Regions from separate parts of the Mus musculus genome. Here region 1 is linked to region 2. A link is a loop called in an ENCODE intact Hi-C map of the cell type or tissue named here. Cell type or tissue: left cerebral cortex. All regions are shown on one strand. Links, peaks and the distances in the headings refer to the core of each region. The heading gives the core; the rest is flanking DNA. Region 1 holds the start of Marveld2 (MARVEL (membrane-associating) domain containing 2). Region 2 overlaps Slc30a5 (solute carrier family 30 (zinc transporter), member 5).

The links. Hi-C counts contacts between places; a loop is a spot of excess contacts. Peaks named below come from ENCODE experiments on the same cell type or tissue, not always from the same donor. Only the 100,000 strongest peaks of a DNase experiment are listed, where the experiment ranks them.
Region 1: it touches region 2 in a loop (4-fold over the local background); 2 of 42 quality-filtered maps call a loop at or near these places.

The regions. Positions count from the first base shown.
Region 1 is chr13:100,615,196-100,626,707 of GRCm38, forward strand. Marveld2 (MARVEL (membrane-associating) domain containing 2) reads right to left here and starts at 1,776. Exons shown (of 7, transcript NM_001038602.4): 1 at 1,731-1,776. It overlaps Rad17 (RAD17 checkpoint clamp loader component), which reads right to left. Exons shown (of 17, transcript NM_001044371.2): 14 at 9,225-9,371; 15 at 7,603-7,723; 16 at 3,899-3,956; 17 at 1,969-2,737. The coding sequence ends at 2,449. In left cerebral cortex, for the core only: CTCF peaks have their summits at 1,508, 1,713 and 5,013 (motif pointing right); DNase peaks (open chromatin) are centred at 1,647 and 1,767; H3K4me3 peaks cover 723 bases; H3K27ac peaks cover 124 bases.
Region 2 is chr13:100,821,662-100,833,173 of GRCm38, forward strand. It overlaps Slc30a5 (solute carrier family 30 (zinc transporter), member 5), which reads right to left. Exons shown (of 16, transcript NM_022885.2): 1 at 11,440-11,512; 2 at 7,239-7,361; 3 at 4,791-4,857; 4 at 3,255-3,340. Among named protein-coding and RNA genes, the nearest start is that of Slc30a5, 6.0 kb to the right of the region's middle. In left cerebral cortex, for the core only: no CTCF peak of the experiment used is centred there; a DNase peak (open chromatin) is centred at 6,781; H3K4me3 peaks cover 480 bases.

The DNA.
Region 1 (11,512 bases), core at 1,428-9,427, 210 kb before region 2:
TCCTTTAATACAGTTCCTCATGTTGTGGTGACCCCCCCCACCACCACCACAAAATTATTTTGTTGTTACTTCATAACTGTAATTTTGCTACCATTACGAACTATAATGTAAATATCTGTTTTCCAATGGTCTCAGGGGATCCCTGTGAGAGGGTCATGCCCTACAGGTTGGACCATTGTAATAGATGGAACACAGAGGAAAGAGTCCAGGAAGAAATTTCAGGGTCCTCTAATTAGACACCCCAAGTCTGGAGGATTAACTACGATCACCCAGAAAGGTGTGCAAGGCAAACCAGAAGCTTTCCAGATGACAACTGTCTTAGGGTTTTACTGCTGTGATAAAACACCATTAACACATAACTTAGGGAGAAATGGTTTACTTTCACTTACAATACTCAAGCCACACTGCGATACTGAGAGAACTCAGGGCAGGAACCGGGAGGCAGGGGCTAATGCAGAGGCCATGGAGGAGTGCTGCTTACTGGTTTCTCCTCTTGGCTTGCTAAGTTTGTTTTCTTATTATCCAGGACCAGCGGCAGCACCATTCATAGAGACCTGGGCCCTCGGATGTAAATCACCAATCAAGTAAATGGACCACAGGTTTGCCCGCACACAGGTCAACTCAGTGGGGGCAATTTTCTCAACTGAGGTTCGGTCTTCTAAGAGGACTGTAACTTGTGTCAAGTTGACATAAAACCTGCCGGCACAACAGCAATTATCTTTGCCCTTTTGTCTTTATCTCTTTGCTCTTTAAAAAAGACAACGTTTACATCTAACACATGCCTAAGAATGTAGAAGCAAAAACACAACAAATAAACGGAAGGAGATTTGAGGTCTTTAGGGTGTATATAGTTTGCACGGCGGCATCCCGCTGGTTAATTTAACTCCTAAAAGTATGACTCACTGTAACGGATTCAACTCATCTTCACCTGTGGAAAACCGCTCGTTTGAGTTACATCACTTTATCATTTAAATAAAACACAAAAATGTGTAGACTAGTAGAAGAGCAAACTGTGCTACCTAGCAAGGAATCTTCAGCGGTATTTGACCACATCTTAAATATACAGATAAAACCTTACAGGTTGTCCTTGAGCCCCCTGGGCTCCACCTAGCTCGGTCGCAGGTCTTTTGTTTGCTTGGAGCCAGGGAGTTAGGAATGCCACAGCTGTGGCCAGAAAAATGGTTCACTGAGCGTCACGGGGATCGAGCCTGGTCACCTTCACACACGCACAATCGCCCCTTCAGTTGCCTCTAAAGTTTTGCTGCCTCCAGAAAGTGGACTACCGCCACAGATACTTGGGGGTTTGGGGTGGGGGAGCAGCGGAGCTGCAGCCGCGAGCGGACCGACAGATACCCAGCAATCCCGCCAGGGTCCCCCATCTAGCCTCCCGGCACCGCGACTATACCCACCCGGTGCGTGTCCCGCCTTCGCTTTCTTCTCTGGAAAATCCACTCTGGCTTCCGCCCCAAGGTGGCCGTTGTCTCGGTCAGGCCAGCCGGGAAAGTGGCGAGGGCGGCGCCACCAGGCGCCCGGAAGGACGGCGGCGGTCCAGCCGGCCGCACCTGTCGCTGCAGCGAAACCCGCCCACGCCGCCCCCGGAGCCCGGCGCGCCCGCGTGCTCCCGCTTCAGCCTGGCCGCGGGAGGGAGGCGGCTCCGGGGATGTGTGCCCAGGGCGAAAGGCCCACCCCGCGGGCTCGGCGTCCCGTCGCCGCATCGCGGCCCCACTCACCTGCGCGGCCGCCGGAACAGCACGCTCTGCCGCGGGCACCGAAACTGGGACCGAGCTCCCGGGGCGTGGCCGAGCCGCAGTGCCCCGCCCGCCTGGCCACCTAGCTGAGGCCAGGAAGCAGGCATAGCATAGGTGCTACCAGCTCCTTCCCATTTTAGAACATTTGCTCTACTTGCCTTGCCTGGACCCAAGGCAGACAGTGCGCGGTAGGTAATGTTAAAGGATAAGAAGAACAAGATGAAATCCAACGTTTTTAATTTTGATATAAATTATGTAAATACTTTCCAGAAGTATCTAAAATATTCCACTGTACAACATACCAAAAATGGTATCCGAAAAGCTAGATGCAAACTGTAAGTAAGGCACAAGGTTTATTTATACTCATAATTGCATCCTAAACTGTTTTATAAATCAAATTTCCAACACCCCATAAAGTCCGTATATTCTGGATTACTCCTTCACATTTTGATATTTAGTACAACATTCATACACTTCACACCGTGACTTCTCCTCAAACCATTCACAAGACTAAATAAATACTAAGCACTGAGTACTTGAGACCTGCTTTACTTCAAGATGACAGTCGTCAGTTGCTGTGACGAATACGATAAGGAACTGAGCAATTAACAAATTGCTTGTCCTTCAGAGACGTGTTCAAGTACCACTGAATAGACTAAAATTTATCTCTCAAGGAGCAACCTGATTGGCAGGCTGTTCTCTATGTCTCCTCGCTGTCATAGTCCTCTATTATTATGTCTTCCTCTTCCTCCTCCTCTTCTTCCATGTCCACTTTGGAGGAAAAGGGCTGAGGCTGGCTGGCAGGCAGATCGCTCCCGCTGTTCTGACTCAGCGGAAGGGACCAGGTCTCTGGGTCGGCATTCTGAGCAGCCTGCGCGGGTTCACCGGGAGCTTCCTGAGCCGGCTGCCCTCCGCTGTGCGGGGACTCATCCCCACTGTCAGGGTCTATCAGCCCCAGCTCTCGGTCAGTCAGGGCTTCCATTTTCAACCTGTCAGAGTCACAGCGAAGACATCAGTGGGAACCAAACAGAAAACTCCTTGAAATTATGAACTAAGTGGTCTTTCCACTCACACACAAAAAATACAAGGCAAATGACCAACTGTGAATAAGTCCTTTCTGCTATCAAAAGTGTTACTGTCTTCAGCAGAGTTCCTATAGACTAATATTTATATGTATACATTAAAAATGAGCATAAGGGGAGAGGGTATGGGGGGGGCTTTTGGGATAGCATTGGAAATGTAAATGAAGAAAATACCTAATAAAAAAATAATATTAGTAGTCCTGAGGATAGAACCCAGAGCCTTGGGCATGCTAAACAAACACTTTCCAACTCATCTACACCTAAGCCAGTAAAAAGATTTTTTAAATCAGGAAAAAAAAATGAGCATAAGACAGAAATCTCAGGAAACACAAATGGGTCGACTTGACTGTCCAACTAAATATGAAATTTTAAAATAGAAACTAAAGCTGGGCATGGTGCTCACACCTTTAATCCCACACTCAGGAGGCAAAGGCAGGCACTGGACCTCTGAGTTTAAGCAGCCAAAACTGCATAAAGGGTCTCTGTCTCCAAAAAGGAACTAAACCAATGAACTTCGTCCAGCTGTGTGGTATGGCCTATAATATAATACACTTGGGAGGCTATGATAAGAGAAGTTTGAGTCTAGACTCCACTACATAGTGAGACCTTGTCTCAAAACAAATCTATTCTTTTTTGTATTATTTTTATTTTTTATTGTTACTTCTAAACTAGAAAAGGGTACTTTAGGGTTTTGTTTTGTTTTTTATGTCTATAGTTAGACAGCCTAGCTTGAGTTATAAGGCAGTTATAACTGCTAAGCAAGGGTGCTAGGAACCAAACTCAGGTTCTCTGGTCAGTACTCAACCAGTGAACCATCTCTTCAGTCCTAGTTCCTTTTAATTTATTTTTTAATTAACTGACTGATTACTTCTTAAGTCAGGGTCTATCTACATAGCTGTGTCTATCCTGTAAGACAGGCTGGCCTGAGCTCATAGAGTCCACCTACCTACACCTTCTGAGTGTTAGAAAGAAAGATCTGTGCCCAGCTGTTTCATACTTCGTGAGCAGTGTTGAAGTGTTGACTGACTGTAAGCTAATCATACTCAGTAGACAAGGTCATCAGCTTACCTTCCAAAGCTTCGCTTCAAAGGAAGTCTTCCAACATCTTGGATAAAAGAAATCTGAGCTGAAAAGATTTTAAGATTTACTTATTATATGTAAGTACACTGTAGCTGTCTTCAGAACCCCAGAAGAGGACATCAGATCTCATTACAGATGGTTGTGAGCCACCATGTGGTTGCTGGGAATTGGACTCAAGACCTTCAGAAGAGCAGTCAGTGCTTTTAACCGCTGAGCCATCTCTCCAGCCCTTAACAAAGTTTTAAATGCCATCATTTAAAAATGTATTTTTAGCTGGGCAGTGGTGGTGCATGCCTTTAATTCCAGCACTTAGGAGGCAGAGGCAGGCGGATTTCTGAGTTCGAGGCCAGCCCGATCTACAAAGTGAGTTCCAGGACAGCCAGGGCTACACAGAGAAACCCTATCTCAAAAAACCAAAAAAAAATTAATAAAATAAAATAAATAAATAAATAAATTGTATTTTTAGTTGACAAATTTAAACTATATATTTATGGTGTACATGACATTTTCATGTGTGTATACCTTATAGAATAGCTAGACCAACTATTAACATGTATTATACTACATGATTTTTTTGGTAAGAACACCTGAAATATAGTCTTGGGTCACCAAGATGACTCAGTGGGGGAAAGGTGATGAACTGAGTTCAATCTCCAAAACCCACTAGATAGGAGAGAATTGACTTCAGTAGTATCCACTAGATAGGAGAGAATTGACCTTAGTAGTATCCTTTGATATTCATGTGAATGTTGTGGCACACACACATGCATGTACACCCACATACACTAAATAAATAAATAACTCGGATTTTTCAAATGCATATTAATAGTAACTACCATGATGTATGAGACTTATCTCCTTCATCTAATGTTTTGTCCTCTGACTAACACCTCAGTTTCTTTACCTGGTCTCTGGTAACCAAAATTTACTATCTATGAATTTGACTTTCCTTTTCCTCATACAAGAGAGATTATGTAGTATTTTTCTCTTTGTATCTGGGCTTATTTCATTTAATTTTTTTTAAAGATTTATTTACTTATTATATGTAAGTACAATGTATATGTAAGTACAATGTATATGTAAGTACAATGTAGCTGTCCTCAGATACACCAGAAGAGGGCATCAATCTAATTACAGATGGTTGTGAGCCACCATGTGGTTGCTGGGATTTGAACTCAGGAACTCCAGAAGAGCACTCAGTGCTCTTAACCGCTGAGCCATCTCTCCAGCCCCTATTTCATTTAATTTAATATCATTAAAGTTCACACATATTTTTGCAAAACAAAGGAAATTTTTTTCTAAATAAAATATACAAATGGCCAATAAGCAAGCACCATCATTATCCTTAATGCTGACCATCATTAATCCTTAGAGGGAAGTAAACAAAGAGAGACCACTACACAGCTAAGAGAACTACTATTTTAAATTAGGAAGGCAAGTCTCCAAAAAATATAAGAATCACATATAACCCACAAATTCCACTTGGGAGTATAAAAAAATCAAAATGGAAAATAAAAAAAGCTGGTGGCGTCTGCATTCCTGTCCACCTTTAATCCCACACCTGAGAGGCAGATGCAGGAAAATCTGTGAGTTCAAAGACCCTGTATCCAAAATCCAAAAGGACAAAAAAAAAAAAAAAGGAAGAAAGCATGAAAGAATTCAATTAATCAATCAATCAAAATGAGCTCTCAGGAAAAGTCTGTGGGCTGGCAAGGTAATTAGAGGTGCCTGCCTACCAAGCCTGGTGTCCTGAGCTTGAACCCTGGGACCTACGTGGTAGGAAAGCGCCAACTCCACAAAGTTGTCCCTCACATCTCAGAACTCTAAATAAAGTAAAAATATAATTGTACCTGGGTGTGGTGGTGCACACCTTTAATTCCCACAGCCCAGGAGGCAGAGGCAGGCAGATCTCTGAGTTCTAGGCTAGTCTGGTCTGTACAGAGTTTCAGGACAGCCAGGGATACACAGAGGGACCCTGCCTCAAAAAATTAACTAACTAACTAAATGAATAAAAAATAAAAAAGTAACCGGAAAAATCTTTAAAAAAGGCATTTTTGAATTCTCATGTTTGTAACAACAGCATCTACTGGTGATATAAGCAGAGTACCCCCTGTGTCATTAGTATACACACACACACACACACACATCATTAGTGTATACACACACACACACACATAACAGAAGAATGGGGCTGGTGAGATGGTTCAGTGGGTAAGAGCACCCGACTGCTCTTCCAAAGGTCCAGAGTTCAAATCCCAGCAACCACATGGTGGCTCACAACCATCCGTAACAAGATCTGACTCCCTCTTCTGGTGTGTCTGAAGACAGCTACAATGTACTTACATATAATAATAAATAAATCTTTAAAAAAAAAAAAAAACAGAAGAATGGACATACATATGTTGAATAAGCATATGTAAGATGTAAGTAGGGCTGGGCAGACAAGCCAGTTGATAATGTGCTTGCTTTGCAAGAATGAGGACCTGAGTTCAATGCCAAGAATTTAAAATTTAAAATAGGCACATGTCCTGTCTTGTGCCTGTAATCCTAGCCCTGGGAAGTAGACAGGTGGGTCCCTATTGCAGGCTAGTGAGAGACCCTGCTGAAAGAATGGTGGGCAGTATCTGAGCAACAATACCTAAGGCTGTCTTCTGACTTCTACATGCATGTGCACACATGGACGGGGACACACACACACACACACACACACACACACACACACACGCCTATGTGTGTACTGATTACATAAGCAAATATATTTAGGAAAATGAAAGGCAATTTCATTTTCAAAAGTGGAGGGTGATCTGGGATTCATTTCAGTGGTACAGCATTGACCTCGCTTGTACAAGGAAGGCCCCAAATTTTGTTTTTTTTAAGACAGACAGAGATTCTGTGTATAACAGCCCTCCTTGGCTGTCCTAGACCTTGTACTGTGTAGACCAGGCTGGCTTAGAACTCCTAGAGGTCTACCTCTGTTTCCCAAGTACTGGAATTAAAGGTATGTACCACCATGTTTGGCTGGAAGGCCCTAAATTTGATTCTAAGCACTTTAAAAGAAAAACAGCAAGTATGACCTCCAGCCCCCACAAACAATAACAACCACAACAAAAGGAGGTCCAGATATGGAAAGGAAGAAGGCTAGCATAAACTTTGCAGGGCTAGGTAGAAATGCAAAGTTCTACTGTGAACTTGTTACACACAAACAAAGCATTCTGGTTTCTTTCATGACAAAGCTTAGAAATGACACTGGGTTGCCACAGAGATGGCTCAGCTGTTAAGAACGTTTATAGCATTAGACTCAAATTGGCTCACCAGCAACCACGTCAGCCAATTCATAAACACCTGTCATTCCAGCTAAATGCTCCAGTACCCTTCTGCCCTCTGCTTGCATCTGCACCATGTGAACATATACATAATAAAAAATAATAAAAAGAAATAAATCACAGCTGAAAGCAGTATCGACTAGTCAAATTTGAACAAATTGAAATCAAAATAAATGAGTGTAAGGAGTTACAACTGAAGAAGCAAGACTCGAGAGTCTTTATCAATGTAAACCAAAAATTAAAACAAAGGAGAATCAAAACTACTCTTTACAGTACAATTCACAGACAAAAACCTGGAAGGAAGGACTATAGACTAAAACATGTAACTAATAGGTACTGAGTGCTCTGCAGACAAGGAAACCCTGTTACCTTTATTTCGCATTGGAATGGTCAGAAGAGCAAGATATGGCAAGAGCTGAGTCTGGAGACACAAAGCTGGTAGGCAGAAGTCAACAAAGAGTGCTTTTGCTGCCAGGCAATTTTCCCGATACTGTAGAAAATAAAATTTAAAAGATGGTTACATGCATCTATATAGCATGGTGGTACATTTTAATCCCAGCACTCAGAAGGCAGAGACAGGTTGATCTTTGTAAGTTTGAGACCAGCCCGGTCTACACATCAAGTTCTGGGACAGCCAGACCTACAGAGTGAAATGCTGTTTGAAACAAATATCAATTCTAACTGTATATAAGTTCATTAATACTTTGGGTCTGGCTAATTTTGGTATGCAATATTTTTATTTATTAGTAAGTTTTTAAATAAAAAGGCTATGAAATAAAAAATTAAAAACCAAACACCCAGGTCAAGGAAAAACAAGCAAAAAAAATGGTTATGAATTCATAGTTTATTATGCTACAAAGACTGTGAATTTGTATACCATAAGGATACTTTTATTTTTAATGCAACCAGACTGGCCTCCAACTTACAATCTTCTTGATTCCACCCTATGAGTATATAAATATATTTAAAATGCTTATCTAGGACTGGTAAGACATAAAGGTGTTTGTGGCCAAGATTGTGACCTGAATTCAATCCCTGGGTCCCACACGGTGGAAGGAGACTCTCAATTTATCTTTTGATCTCTTTATGTTCCTCTCCTCAACACACGCACACACAGATAAACAACCCTCAAGCTCACTGCCTCTCACTGAAATTTGTATCCTAAGGTTTAATATTTTAACTTATCTAATTTTAGGTTTTGACATAGGATTGCCCCATGTACCTCAGGCTGGTCTCAGATTTGTAACTATTTTGCAGAAATAAACTACCACACTGAACACTATGTTATTTCTGTGTTTTTGTTTTTGCATAGGGTCTCTCTATGTAGCCCTGGCTGTCTCAGAATTCACTATGTAACCCAGGCTGGCCTTGAACTCACATCGGTGTTCAAGCTCCGGCCACTGGGGCTCTGGACTGAAGGCATGAGCCACCGTAGCTAGAAAAGTCCTGGGGTTTAGGAGCTTACTAGCAATGATTTCATACTTTCCTTTCTAGTTGTTAAAAAGATAATAAGCTTAGTGAGGCAGCACAAGGCTAGGAGGATCAGAAGTTGTTTAGGAACACCCAGGAACCCAGGACAAGACTCTTAACTAAAAACCAAACAAACAAAAATCCAGCTTTGAGACATAATTCATATATGATGAAGTTAGTGTACAGAGTCTCACTGTGTAGTTAGTCCAGGTGGACTTGAACTCATGATCCTCTTACCTCGGGCCAACAGTGCTGAGATTAGAGCTCATCTCAATTATAGCTATAGGTTATAATTTATCTCAGTCCCCATTATATTAGCCATTTAATTCTCTCAGGTAATTTCAATAATAATATACTTACAAAGACTACCCAGCCACAACCATTAACCAAGAAGCACACTACATATTGCTATAACCCCATCCCCCCCTCAGCCTCCATATCATCGACCTCATAATCCATTCAATCACCTATATTATTAGAACAAAGTACCTCGATAATCTCATAATTCATTACAATGTTACCTTTTTCTGTATTAGAAACCACTGGGGCTTATGTAAGGGTCGAAAGCTTGATCCTCCTTGGCAGTGAGCGAACCCCCGGGCTTTGTTGGAATGCATCACACCTCTTGTAGCTACGGATGTACTATATTCCCTGAGTAACGAGCGTGTCTAGCAAATGAGACAGGATGGAAGACATTTAGGAAATACTATTGTTGTTAGTATCAACACATAAATAAGAACTGCTCATATGTATTTTTTATATTCATTTTCCAACATCATCAAAGGCTGCTACAAGATTATTTAAGACAAGCTCAGCTGAGACATAGGGATCAAATGCACTGCATGAACTTCTGAACAGGGTCTTTGGTGGAGTTGGTAAAGTCTTTGGTAGGGCTGGGAGAAACATTTTTCTGGCAACTAGGAAATAATAATAAATTACTAAAGTATTTTTGCCTTGTTGCTTTTTAAGACAAGGTCTCCTCTAAGTAGGCCAGGCTAGTCTTCATTTTGATACCTCCTGTCTCACTCTCCTGAGTACCAGAATTACAAGCGTGTACCATTATGCCCAACCTAAATTAATATTATCTAAATTAACAGCAACTTTAAGTGTAACAGCAGTATTATGGCTTTAGTAGAATGGTCTTTATTTATGTATGTTTGCAATTATTTTCCACCAAAAACTAGTATATAATATGTAAGAGAATAGGCAAATATAGCAAAGTAGAGAAAAATTAAAGTTAAAGGTATGTAGGTTTTCAGTCTCCTGCTTTTCAACTTACCTATAGATTTGAAATTCTCAAAATAAAAAAGCAATTATGCTTAGATGCTAAAACTGTAAGGTGACGGCTATGCCTATTACTAAGTCGATCACTATGCAATGTGTCCATGAATCTGACACTACACTGCACCTCTTCTATGTGAAAACATGTGGTAATTAAAAAGGGTTTTGTCAAAAACTAAATGAAGGGCCATGCAATAGTGGTGCATTCCTTTAATTCCAGAACTCAGGAAGCAGAGGCAGGCAGATCTCTGAGTTAGGGCCAGCTGGGTCTACAGAGTGAGCTCCAGGACAGCCAAGACTACACAGAGAAATCCTGTCTCAGAAAAAAAAAAAAAACAAAAAAAACCCAACAACAACTAAGTGAAGGAAAACTGGACAACTATCAATGTTTTTTCTTAACTTTATTATTTTGTCTTGTATTGTGTTTTGATTTGCTTTTTGGCTGTCCTGGAACTAGCTCTGTAGATCAGGCTAGCATTAAACTCTAAGATCTGCCTGTCTCTGCTTCCCAAGCACTGGGATTAAAGCTGTGCACCACCATTGCCTGGCTTTTAACTTTAATTATGATTGCTAATGATGTATTTATAACCAGAAAAATATTAATATACCAGGCCAGTGCTGTCCTGCTGAAATTCTTACAAAGATGGAATGTCTTACAGATGGGCCATATGGAGGTACCAGCCACACAAGACTACCAAGTGCTGCAAAGCAGTTATGTGACTGAGAAACTGAATTCTAAATTAAAATTAAGTAGCTGTTGTACTGGCCAGAATAGTATTAAGATAATATGAAAAATATATAAGAAATTTTGCCACAGGCTCATTGGCACACTTGTCGTTTGAGATACTAGGGGGTGGGGGTGGTAAAAGGATCACTTGAGTCCTAGACTTCAAGACTAACCTGAGCAACATAGCCACCAACGTTCTATTCATAAACCTAAAAGGGATGGGGAGACAGCTCAGCAGGGGAGAGCACTTGTCACGTGAGCTTAATAACTTGAGTCTGATTTCTGGAATCCACATCAAGCAAATGGCGCTGTGAATTCTAAGCATGTGCTTTAACACTGGGTCATGCTTCCAGCCAATGCATAGTTTACAGTCATTGCAAAAACCTAAACAATTTGTTTTAATTTTCTTTTCTTTTCTTTTTTTTGGGGGGAGAGGGGTGTTTGGTTTTTTTTGTTTTGTTTTTCGAGACAGGGTTTCTCTGTGTAGCCCTGGCTGTCCTGGAACTCACTCTGTAGACCAGGCTGGCCTCGAACTCAGAAATCCTCCTGCCTCTGCCTCCCGAGTGCTGGGATTAAAGGCGTGCGCCACCACCGCTCGGCATTTTAATGTTCAATGACTGCCAGTTTATCTGGGTACAGGCCTGGGGAGAAGGCTCAGGACCTAAGGGCTCTTGCTGCCTGTCCTTCAGAGGACCTGAGTCTGGTTTCCAGCAACCCAGGTCAGGCAATGCAGAAGTGTCTATAACTCCAGTGTAGACACATACACATGCAGACACACCAATACATAATAAAAAAATCTTT
Region 2 (11,512 bases), core at 2,311-10,310:
GTGCACAAAGGCTAGAGGTTGACCGTGTGTGTGTGTGTGTGTGTGTGTGTGTGTAATCTAGGCAGGGTTTCTCTGTGTAGTCTTGCCTCCCAAGTGCTGGGATTAAAGGCATGTATCACTACTGCCCAGCCAACTACACTAATTTTTTAATTGCTCTCCAAATAATTTTTTAAAACAGGGCCTCTCACTTAACCTAGAGCTTTCTTTTCCAGCTAGCCTGGCTGTAGTAAGTCCCAGGAATGCCTGTCCTGAGCTCCCCAGCATGGGCTTGTAGGCTGCCAGGCTTGACTTTGCTGGGTGTCTCAGCAAACTCAGGTGCCCATAGCTCTGCAGCAAGCATTTTCTTACTAAGCCAACGCTCCAGCCCTTTAGATTTCTCGTGGGTATTAGCAAAGACTTTGTAAGTTTGTTGCTGGGGCTGGATGATGATCCAGTGAGTAACAACACTTGCTGCTCTTGCAGAGGACCCAGCTTTGGTTCTCAGAACCACAATTCTGCAACTTCAGTTTCAGGGCATGCTGTACCCTCTTCTGGTGTCTGCACACCCTAGCCACATACATGCAGCCAAAACACTCACATAACATAATTAAATACATCTAAAACAATAGTAAAGCGCATATTAAAATTTTTGTTTTTGAGAAGAACTTAGTACATTGCCCAGGCTAGCCTCAAACTCCTAGGATAAAGTGATTTTCTTGTCTCAGCCTTCTAATTAGTTGAAGCTACCAGTCCATAGCCCACTCTACCTAGCTCTGAAGTAAAAACTTTGAAAGAATGAATTTTAAGGTAAGTGAATTATTATTATTTTCCTATACAGAGTTTCACTATTAGCCTTGCCTGTCCTGGAACGAACTCTCACACACACTCACTCACTCTCTCTCTCTCTCTCTGGTTTTTTTTTTTTTTTTTTTTTGAGACAGGGTTTCTCTGTGTAGCCCTGGCTGTCCTGGAACTCCCTCTGTAGACCAGGCTGGCCTGGAACTCAGAAATTCGCCTGCCTCTGCCTCCCAAGTGCTGGGATTAAAGGCGTGCACCACCACCGCCCGGTGAATTATTCTTCTTAAAATATATTTGTGTTAGGGCTGGAGAGATGTCTCAGTGGTTCAAGTAGCTTACTGCTTTTATAGAGGACATGGTTTGGTTCCAAGCACCCACATAAGAGTGCACAGCCACCTGGAATTGCAGTTTCAGTGTATCTGACTCTCTTGACTTCTTCCTGCTCCCATATACACTTACACATTCTCAGGTGTATACACCTACACCTACAGTAAAAATAAATAGGGGCTAGAAAGGTGGTTCAGCAGTTATGGCCAGTTGCTGTTCTCTCAAAGGACTCAAAATCAGTTCCTAGCACTCATGTCAAGCAGTTCCAGAGGAAGCCTCATCTGGCCTCCATGGGCACCCACACGCACGTGGCACACACACATAAATAAAAGTAAAAAATAAATGTAAAGCACTCTTGCTTATATTTACTATATTTAATGAAGTCTTCTATGTGGAATTGTTTGGCTAGTCTGGCTTTCACAGTAAGTTCCAGGTTGGTCAGCGAAACCATAGTGAGACCCTGTCTAAAGAAAGAAAGATGGAGAGCCTGACTCCAATAGGAAAGTGGCTGGAGAGACGCAGTTCAGTGTGAGGCCCTACATTCAATCTCCAGGACAGGGTTTGAATCAAACACCAAAGACCCAAACCAACAACAAGGAGTCTTAGAGATCTAAATATTAACCCATTTCCAGCTCTCTGTTAAATATGTCATTTTCTTCTTTGCCCAGGTCTGTAATGAAAGAACACTGATTATAACTTTAATTTTTATCATATTTAGAAGGTTCTAATTTAAGAAATTAATTTATCAACATGGCAATACTAACCTAAAATAAGACAGACTACAAAACATCATTGTGCTCAGTTCTGAAGTACACACTTTAAAGTGTACCATGGGTTTAGTAAAAGATGGAGAAGAGCTGGTGAAATGGCTCAGCAGTTAAGAGCACTGACTACTCTTCGGGAGGTCCTGAGTTCAATTCCCAGCAACCACATGGTGGCTCACAACCACCTGTTATTGGATCCAATGCCCTCTTCTGGTGTATCAGTGACAGGATGCTCATATACATTATATAAATCTTTAAGACAAAACAAACAAAGCCAATGGAGGAAGGCAGTATGGGTAGTGGTAAGGAGTATAACGCAGCAGGGAGATGACTAAATCTATGAACAACATAATTTCATAAGTAAGAAAATTAAAACACGGTGGCTGATAACACTCAATTATGATCAAGCTTAAACTCAACAGGTTCCATGGAAGTTGAGAAACTCAACCAACCTTCCCATTCCTCTAGGGTGTGGCTGCTATACACTGTATCTGAAAAGCAGGGGGCAAATAAGGCAAAGCAGTTCCAGCCCACAGGGTACTTCGCTGGCTTCCAGAAGGCCTCTCCTCCCCCCTCCTCACTACTGTAGTGGAGATTCTTCACAAGTTCTTTCATTCCAGCCCTCATGTCTTGCCCTCATCCTCTCCCTAACCAAAGGCAAGGGCAAGGCAGCGCCTCTTTTTATACTTTGTTGCTAACACCTTTTAGAGACCAGAAAAAAAATTCTTAAAAGCCAGGAGTGGTGGTACACACGTGTAATCCCAGCACTACTGAGACACAGGCAAGCAGATCTGTAGCCTGGTCAACAGAGTGAGTTCCAAGACAGCAAATGTTGCAGAGAAACCTGTCTCAAAAAAAAGAAAAAGAAAAAAAGAAAGCCTTCCGGGGAGCTGCACGTTTCAATGTTTACTCTTTTTCAGCATTTCCTCCTTGAACTGGCCCCACATGCAGAGAGACATTATCTACACAGACCGGAGAAAGGGCTGAGTGCACTTGCGGGGCTAAGAGGAAAACCATGGCACCTGTTGAGACGGCTCATCTTTACTGGTTTGTTTCACTTCCCATTTCAGACATTTTAGCTTCTCCATCTGAAACTTTTTGGATTCTAGCCAATAAAATATCTGTGATATTAACACATACATCAATGGTATTCACCCAAGAACTACTCGTCAGTTGTTCTATGTTGAAATGTATTCAACGCTACAGAAGTGACACAGACAGTTGTGCACGAAAATCTCTGACATAAACATTGGAACAAGGGCCGATGAGACCTGCAAGCCCTCTCATCTCCACGTGTGCACATAACAAATACAAGACACAGAACAGATTCACGTCAAATGAAGAGGTGTGAACAAATAGTGAAGATACATACATGTTTGTATTTACCTTAGTGGTCCACAAAGAGTAAGGCCAAAAAACCATAAAAGTGATATGATACATCCAGCAACTGCATGTTTAAATATTTTGATCCACTATAAATAGAAACAACAACAAAGAACTTCAGTCATATCCATTTACTAGTAAGTATTTCCTAATAAGTAAAACCTACAAGGAGGCAGCACAGTGGAGCACGTGCCGCTGAGCCCCACACCAGGAGACAGAGGCAGGCAGACCTCTGGGATTTCAGGCCTACCTGGTCTACAGTGAGTTTCAGGTTGCTCAGGCCTAACACATCAAGACATGTCTTAAAAGAAACCAAACAATGCCCAGAAGGAAATATGATAACTATGTAACATTTTAAAGGTTAAATAATCACATATTTAACATTAAATAGAAACGCCAAGACTATCTGCCTAACCACATTCCACTATGTATCATTTGTTGCTAGGTTTTTTTGAGACAGTCTGACTATGTAGCTTTGTATACTCAGAGACCCCTCAGTCTCTACTTTCTGAGTGCTGGAATTAAAGACATACACCACCATGCCTGGCTGTTTGCTCAAATCTTTTTCCAATGCAGTATAATTTTCCATTTTTTTCACTAGTTTTCTAGCCGTAATTAATGATTTAGTCTTTTAAAAATCTTGTTCATGAGGACTTTATTTTTGATGCCAGGTTTCACCATGGAGCTCAGGCCAGCCTAGAACTCATATTGATCTTTCTGTTTCTGACTAGACGCACTATGTGAGTACATGTGTATACCACCATGTTTTCTATGAGCAATTTTTATGCTATAATCATTTGAAAATAGAGAAAAAAGACCTTCAATGGAGTTAGAAAGATAATTATATTTTAAAGATGTTCTTGGTGTCGAAAACAGAAGTCCTTAACTTGCCACTCTGATAATAATGAGGAACCTTTCTGGCATGAAGCCACCTAAAGGGTACTGCATACTCACATGAGATATAATTAAAAACCCTTACATGTATAAATTAATTTATTCCTCACAGATACATGATATAGCTATGTAATACAGATAGAGAACAATATTATTACCTCCACTTTACAAGTGAGCAAAACTGAGGCAAGAAAGATAAAATACATCCCTTTAAAATTTGCCACCCTTTTCTACATTTGAAAATATTCTATTTACATTGAAAATTTATAGTTCACTTGTGAGCCTCAACTCTGAAAGCAAGGCTTGCCCACCCGCGTGAGTTCCCGCATCAGCACTGTGTACACGGGAACGCTAGTGTAAGCCTGCAAGAGCAGCACTGGGGACACAGAGGCCGGGTCATCAGGCCTGAAAGGCCAGTTGTGGCTGCCTAACAAGGTCCAGCCCAGAATGGGCTACAGGAGGTTCCGCCTCAAACCAGACCAGACCAGACCAAATCAACCAACCAAAACAACAACAACAAAGCCTCAAAAAAACAAAAGTCCCAAAAGAAAACAGGAAACAGTCTAGAAGTTTTCAAAACAGGGCACTTTACTCTGGCCCACTGAGAGGAAAGCTGTAGGAGCAAGTGACTCGCCCACATCTCACCTGATGCTTTGTAATAGGTTTCCCAGAAGAAAACGGTTTTTGAAACAAAACCATAAAAAATGCAGTCCTGTAAACATTAAGAGAGTAACATATTAACATTAGTTACAAGGTGCAGTTTTAATAAATACACCAGAACACCCTGTCCTTTAGAGCAGAGCTTTTCAAACTCTACCTGTGGCCCCTTTCCAGCTGATGTATTTTATGCTATTGTGATATATAGATACGTAAAATATATGTACAGATCAAACATTTACTGCTGACAAATCAAATTTATCTTTAAAATATATCTTAGTCTTTGGTGTAAATGATTTTACTATTTATTAAAGATAAAAGCAAATTTTTACACTAATGAGATGGATGTGTTTACACACATTAGATACACTAATCTGATACAAAAATGTTGAAGAATGATACCAGAAAAATATTAAATCCTTGCTATAATTAAACCATTATGATTCTGTAAGGGCAGAAAATTTTTTATATAATACAAAAACACTAATTCAAAACACAAGAGTATTGCTGGTCAGTGTGGCACATGCCTTTAATCGTAGCATCCCTGAGGCAGAGGCAGGTGGATCTCAGTGAGTTAGAGGCTAGCCTGGTCTACAGAGCAAGCTCCATGTCAGCCAAAGCTACAGAGACCCTGCGTCAGGAAATAAAACAGCAACAGAAGAACTGTAGCAGAGACTGTCCTTAGCGACGAGGCTTTCATGGCAGAACTCAGGACTTCCTGATAACTGTCTTCACAACTAGTTCATAAACCACAAAGTAGTAATGGGTATGAACATTGCATCTCATGACTGATCCTGGACTTATGAGTCTCGGCCTCCTAAGTGGTGGGATTACTGGCATGGGCCACTATGATTAGTTTCAATACTTTTAATACCTGAAAATAGCAAAGAAAATAATTCATCTTCTCTTAAGCTCGATAGTAATAAATCTTGAGCCAATAAAACAGTAACAGGCCTTCATCTTTTTACTGTCAGTTAAATACAAATGCTTAACTTTTCTAATCAAGAACCTCTTTCCTAACCTGGCAAACTACAGCCTTAAGAGTATTAGCACAGAGTGGGTTACTATTCATCTCAAGGACTATAAGCCTCTACTGAGGAAGAAAATGGCACACAAACTGTACAGTTTACAGAACATGAGGGCCCCGTACTCTGACGAGGTTATGTAGGGGGCACAGCCCAGCATGATCTAACTTGGAAACAAGAAATGTTTGTACTAGCCGAGGGTGGTGCACACCTTTAATCCCAGCACTTGGGAGGCAGAGGCAGGTGGATTTCTGAGTTCAAGGGCAGCCTGGTCTACCCCAGGACAGCCAGGGATACACAGAGAAACCCTGTCTCGAAAAACCAAAAAAAAAAAAAAGAAAGGAAGAAAGAAAGAAAGAAAGAAAGAAAGAAAGAAATGTCTGTACTAAGTCAAGCTTAGGTAATATTTTAATAATTGCCTCATGACTGAGCTACATCAGAAGATAGTCTACGACTCCACAGGGAGTATATACTTTTTAAAGATTTACTTTATTTTTAGTTATGTGTATGTGTGTGTCTACATATGTGGATCCATGCCCACAGAGGCCAGAAGAATTTCAACTCTGGAGCTGGCATTATAGGCAGGTATGAACCACACAGATAGATACTGGGAACTGAGGCTGGGACCCCTGCAAGTGCAGTCAGTGCTCTTAACTGCTGAGCCATCTCTCCAGCCTGTCAAAATCACTTTTATGAAAATACAACATCTCCATTTTTTTTTTTACATCTGTCCTCAGAAGTGTGAGGGAACCCTCATCTTCTATGAAATTAAATGATACAAGACATTACAAAAGACTGATTGCTAGCACAGATAGGAACCACACAGTCTATTAAGCAAGGCATTAAAAGAGCTTTGCAAGAATCTTAGCAATACAAACTGAACTAAAAGCCTGTTTGGCAAGTCATTAGAATTCAACTAACTTCTTTTACTTTATTTTTGGGACAGAGCCTCACTGTGTAACTGGGGCTGGCCTCCAATTAATTCATGATCCTCATGACTAAAGTTCCCACGTGCTGGGATTATGGGCTACTACACTCAGCTGAAATAACTTTTTCTACAGGTCTCTATACTTCTACTCTTGTACAAGCTTCTATTTATAGAAAAAAAATTCAGTTAGCTGTCAGAAGAAATAAACTTCACAGAACATATAAGTAAGATTTCTTAAAAATAGTCAAAAGAGGATTTTCAGAGAAATAAAAAACATTAAGAGCCAGGCATGGTGGTGCACACCTTTAATCCCAGCACTTGGGAGGGAGAGGCAGGTGAATTTCTGAGTTTGAGGCCAGCCTGGTCTACAGAGTAAGTTCCAGGACAGCCAGGGCTACAAAGAGAAACCCTGTCTCGAAAAACAAAACAAAACAAACAAACAAACAAACAAACAAAAACCATTAAGGCCCTCTCCATACTCACCCAAGTTTTAATATAAAAATAAATTGAACAATGTGAACAGCTTTTAGGAGATCATATGATTCAAAAAGTCCCACAGCCTTCAAACATTTGGTTAAACACAGCAATAAAATGTATCTTGTTAATCTGAAAAATAAGAACAGGAACAATTTTTAATATAATTGAAATCACTAGGATCACTGTAATCTTATTTTCCTCTCATAATACCCATAATAAAAACTACAGAAATACACATGAACACATAGAAAACAATAAAAACCCTCTCCAAACAACCCACCATCCACATGTTAACTACTGCTAAAACTTTGGGTCCTATACTCCTGGTTTATTTTCAACGTATATTAATGTCTAAGGTAGGCCTGGTGGCATATGCCTGTAATCCCAGTTACTTGGGAAGCTGAGCAGAAAGATTTGCTTTCTTTTTGCCAGACTTCCCTTGGTCTCATGGCCCTTTGTAGCATCCAACATGCACTAAGTGAGCATGGAATATTCAACCCAGGCCTGGGTAGCTTCAGGCACAGCCTCACCTCTTTCTCCTGACAGGGAAAGGAGTGCCTTGAGCTAGTCTACCTTATCTCTGCCTTAAAGGAAAACCTTTTATTACCATCCCCCTTTTTGAGATAGGATCTTACTATGTAGTACAGACCAATCTCAAACTCATGACCATCTTATCTAACTTACCTAAAATTTACATTTTTATTTATATTTTTAGTCAAACCCCAAATACATTAAAAAGTAATTTAAAAATTTTTAGCTAAAGATGCTGTATCCATTTAATAAGTCTAACTATAAAAGTTAATATAGAATAAACAATAGCAGGGAAGAACCATAAGGAATTCATCTGTGGGGTGGGGGTGGGGCACTGTGGGCAATCCGGTTTCTTTTATGCGGGAGAATCCCTATCTATCCAAGCCTCTCCAGTTCCATGATTCTGTGTAATAACCAAGACACACGCAAGGCCCTGTCCTCAAGGAGTTCCAGGTCTTCAGGAAAGAACAGGCAAGCAGACCGGCTACGCTTCCCAAGTAAGCTGACAGACACCTCTAAAATACGAGCATTGGGCAGGAGACCTTGAAGATCCTACTGCATTTAGTTTAGTTCAATTTAGCCAATTTAGTTTAGCCTAATTTAGCAGTAGATTGCTTATGATTAAAATCAAGGAAAAGTCAAACTGCATGTAAATACTTGTTTTACAAAGAATATAGACTTCTATATAACGTATTAAAAATAAAAAAACTAGGTCTTGAATGAGAGATATGAAGCTATTCATGTAAAATGCTCATGATATATTAGTATTAATAAGCCAACTTTATTTTCATACACACATATGTGCATAGCACCCCAAAGGTCATAACGTTAATTCCTGAGTAGCTGATTATTGGAAAGGTTTTAAAAAAATCACTTCTAGCTCTCTCCTCACAGGTAAACAATTTACAAACCTTTTCCTATGTTTGTCAACAAATATTTTCTCCACATTTACAATCATGCACATAACTCAAGAGCTTTCTGCTTATAATTATCAAATTAGAAAAATTACTTCAACTTTTAAATATAGTATTCTTTGATTTAAAAAATTCCTTTATTACATATATTATTATTATTACTATTATTTGTGTGTGTGTGCATGTGTGCTCGCATAAGAGCATATGAAGTCAGAAACTCACAGAGTTGGCTCTCTCCTCCCATACAGGTCCAAGGGGTCAAATTCAGGCCATCAGTCTTGGCGGTAAAGACCTGTACCTGCTGAACTGTCTTGCTAGTTCCTGGATTTTTTTTTTTGTTGTTGTTGTTTTGTTTTTGTTTTTTAAAGACAGGGCTTCTTTTTGTAGCTCTGGCCTGGAGCTCAGAGATCGCCTGCCTCTGCCTCCCAAGTGCTGGGATTAGCTGTGTGCCACCACATCCTCAAGCGTCTGCAGTCTTTGATTGTCAAAGTTCTAGTTACTACAACTTCCTGCTGGACATCTAGACAAGACTAGTTAAGGCTAAGTAACCATACACAGAAACACCGCAGTTCATATTAAGGGGGGAAATGACTGGTAGGTGAAGACAGGGATGGGAGACTTTCTTATACAGGTTACTGAGCCTCTGGGCAGAGCTGGGGCATTCAACCCAGCTCCCCAACTCAGGAACCACTGCTTGCTATTAAGTGACCAAATAAAAATATAACTGGTCTTCTATGTGGTTGGTTAGAAATTTCTTCAGGTCTCTAAACTCGCAATTATTAAATTTTGGATATGAGTTTATAGTTCCTTCTTGAAATGTGTCCACTGCTGCCACTCACAGTCTCTAGATATCAAGAGAGGAGGAGGGCATGGGGGCAGGTACGAGGGAGAATATGCCCAAACAATGTACACACATAAGCACTTGCTGCGTGTGTGAGCGTGAGCCCCTGGCACTCACGTAAGGCCAGGGTGTCAGTCACTGCACTACAGAGGCAGAGGGAAGCCTGAGGCTGCTAGGCCGCATCCAGGCCCAGAGAGGGCCTCTGCCTCAAGGAACAGGCCATACCAGCACATAATTCACACACATATACAGCAAAGCTGCTGACCAGGTACAGCGGCCTATGTTAGCACTTGCAAAGCTAAGGAAGGAGGTGGCCAGTTGTGGACACCATGGTATAATATCTTGTCTCAAAAATAATTTTGATGTATAATAATAATAATACTAGTTCAATTCAATGAATTCAAGCATTCATAGGTGTAAACAGAAGGCATGCATAGTAAATACACAGATTCTGAAACAACTCAGACTGCCAGGTCATTCATTAGTTGTGTGACCTTAGGCAACTCAGTTTCCTGCCCTATCAAACAAGGATACTACTACTTAGCTTGTAGTGTTCTTGGAAAGACTAAAGGGATCTATACACTAAGAGTCTTTGGGGCATAGGAGGTACTCAGCAAATGCTGGCAGCCCTGACCACTGGAATTTGTGCACTCAGGCATAAAAATAACCACACTGGAAGGATCTGATCATTTCGAATGTTGCAGTTAAGATCCAGTGCTCGAGCATACAGAAAACTCTGGAAACCTGAAATCCCTTGAAATTCAGCCAGCTCTGAGTCAAAATTTGAATTCTGTAATAACCTACGATAGAAGGGCAACTCTGCCAAGCAAATAATACAGGTAAGTTGGCAAAGGATGTTTACCACGTTTAAACTATTTATACTCTCACTCTCCCCCCCCCCCCATCCTTGAACTGTTTGAGAGTAAATGAAGTATATCACATTTTACCCTTGTATTTCCTAAAAATATGGCAACTCTGCTATGAAATCTGGAGTTATCAACAGGAAATTTAACAAAGATCTGATACTTTAATCTGTCTCCATAGTCCAATTTTGTGACCTGACCTAGTCTTGTCCCTTCTATTACTTCCCTTTATTACCAAACCATAGCACTAGCCCCTTCTGCATCTAGCTGTTTTATGGTCACTGGTTGACACGTGACATGCTATAAATGAATTGCTGAAAATAGACAGAAAACCAAATGCATTCTGCAAATCCCGCAGTTGGTTTAAATTCTACTCGGCATATGGGTTCCACCCCCACCCCCCCAGACAAAAGTTAGCTGGTATCGCTGTAACCACGGTCTAAGAACCTTTTCAAAAACAATCACGAAATCTCATCGTACATACTGCTAACCAGTTTGAACGAAATTGTTGGGCTTTATTTAACACCACCTCAGAACTTAGGACAGGACCTAAGGGCACAACTGGCTAGAGGCTTTAGGAAAAGGAAAATAATTTAGGCTGGAGGAAAAGTAAAGAATTTCCACGCTACGAATCCCCGTACGGCATGAGTTTTGGGGGAGAGGGGGAACGTACATTTCGTACTATTAGAATAAGCCCCCACCTCTCCCCACAAAACCACGGCAACGAAAACTCGATGACAGGGTTGCATTTTTGCTGTGCTGTATACCCAAGTTCATCGGCTTGTACTTTGGTTTCTTCGCCTGAGACGGTGACACCTTGCGCATATCCTCTGGGCGAGCCGTGGGACAGGCTACGGAGCCCTGCGTTACTTAAGTGGCAGGGAGGGACATTCAGATCCTCTCTCTCTAGGGACTGGAACCTGGCAGGCAGTGCGTCCCGAGCCCAGACTCCCGCCCGCTCGCCGATCTCAAGCCACGGACCGCAGAGGTAGCCCGCGGGGTCCGAGCAAGGCGGGAAGCTTGTCCGCACCGCCGGCGGCCGTGGAATCCCACCTTACCGGGCGCTGGGCACGTCCACCGGCCCGAGGCCACCGCCGGGCCCGGGCCGCGCGTCCCCGCCGTACTTCTCCT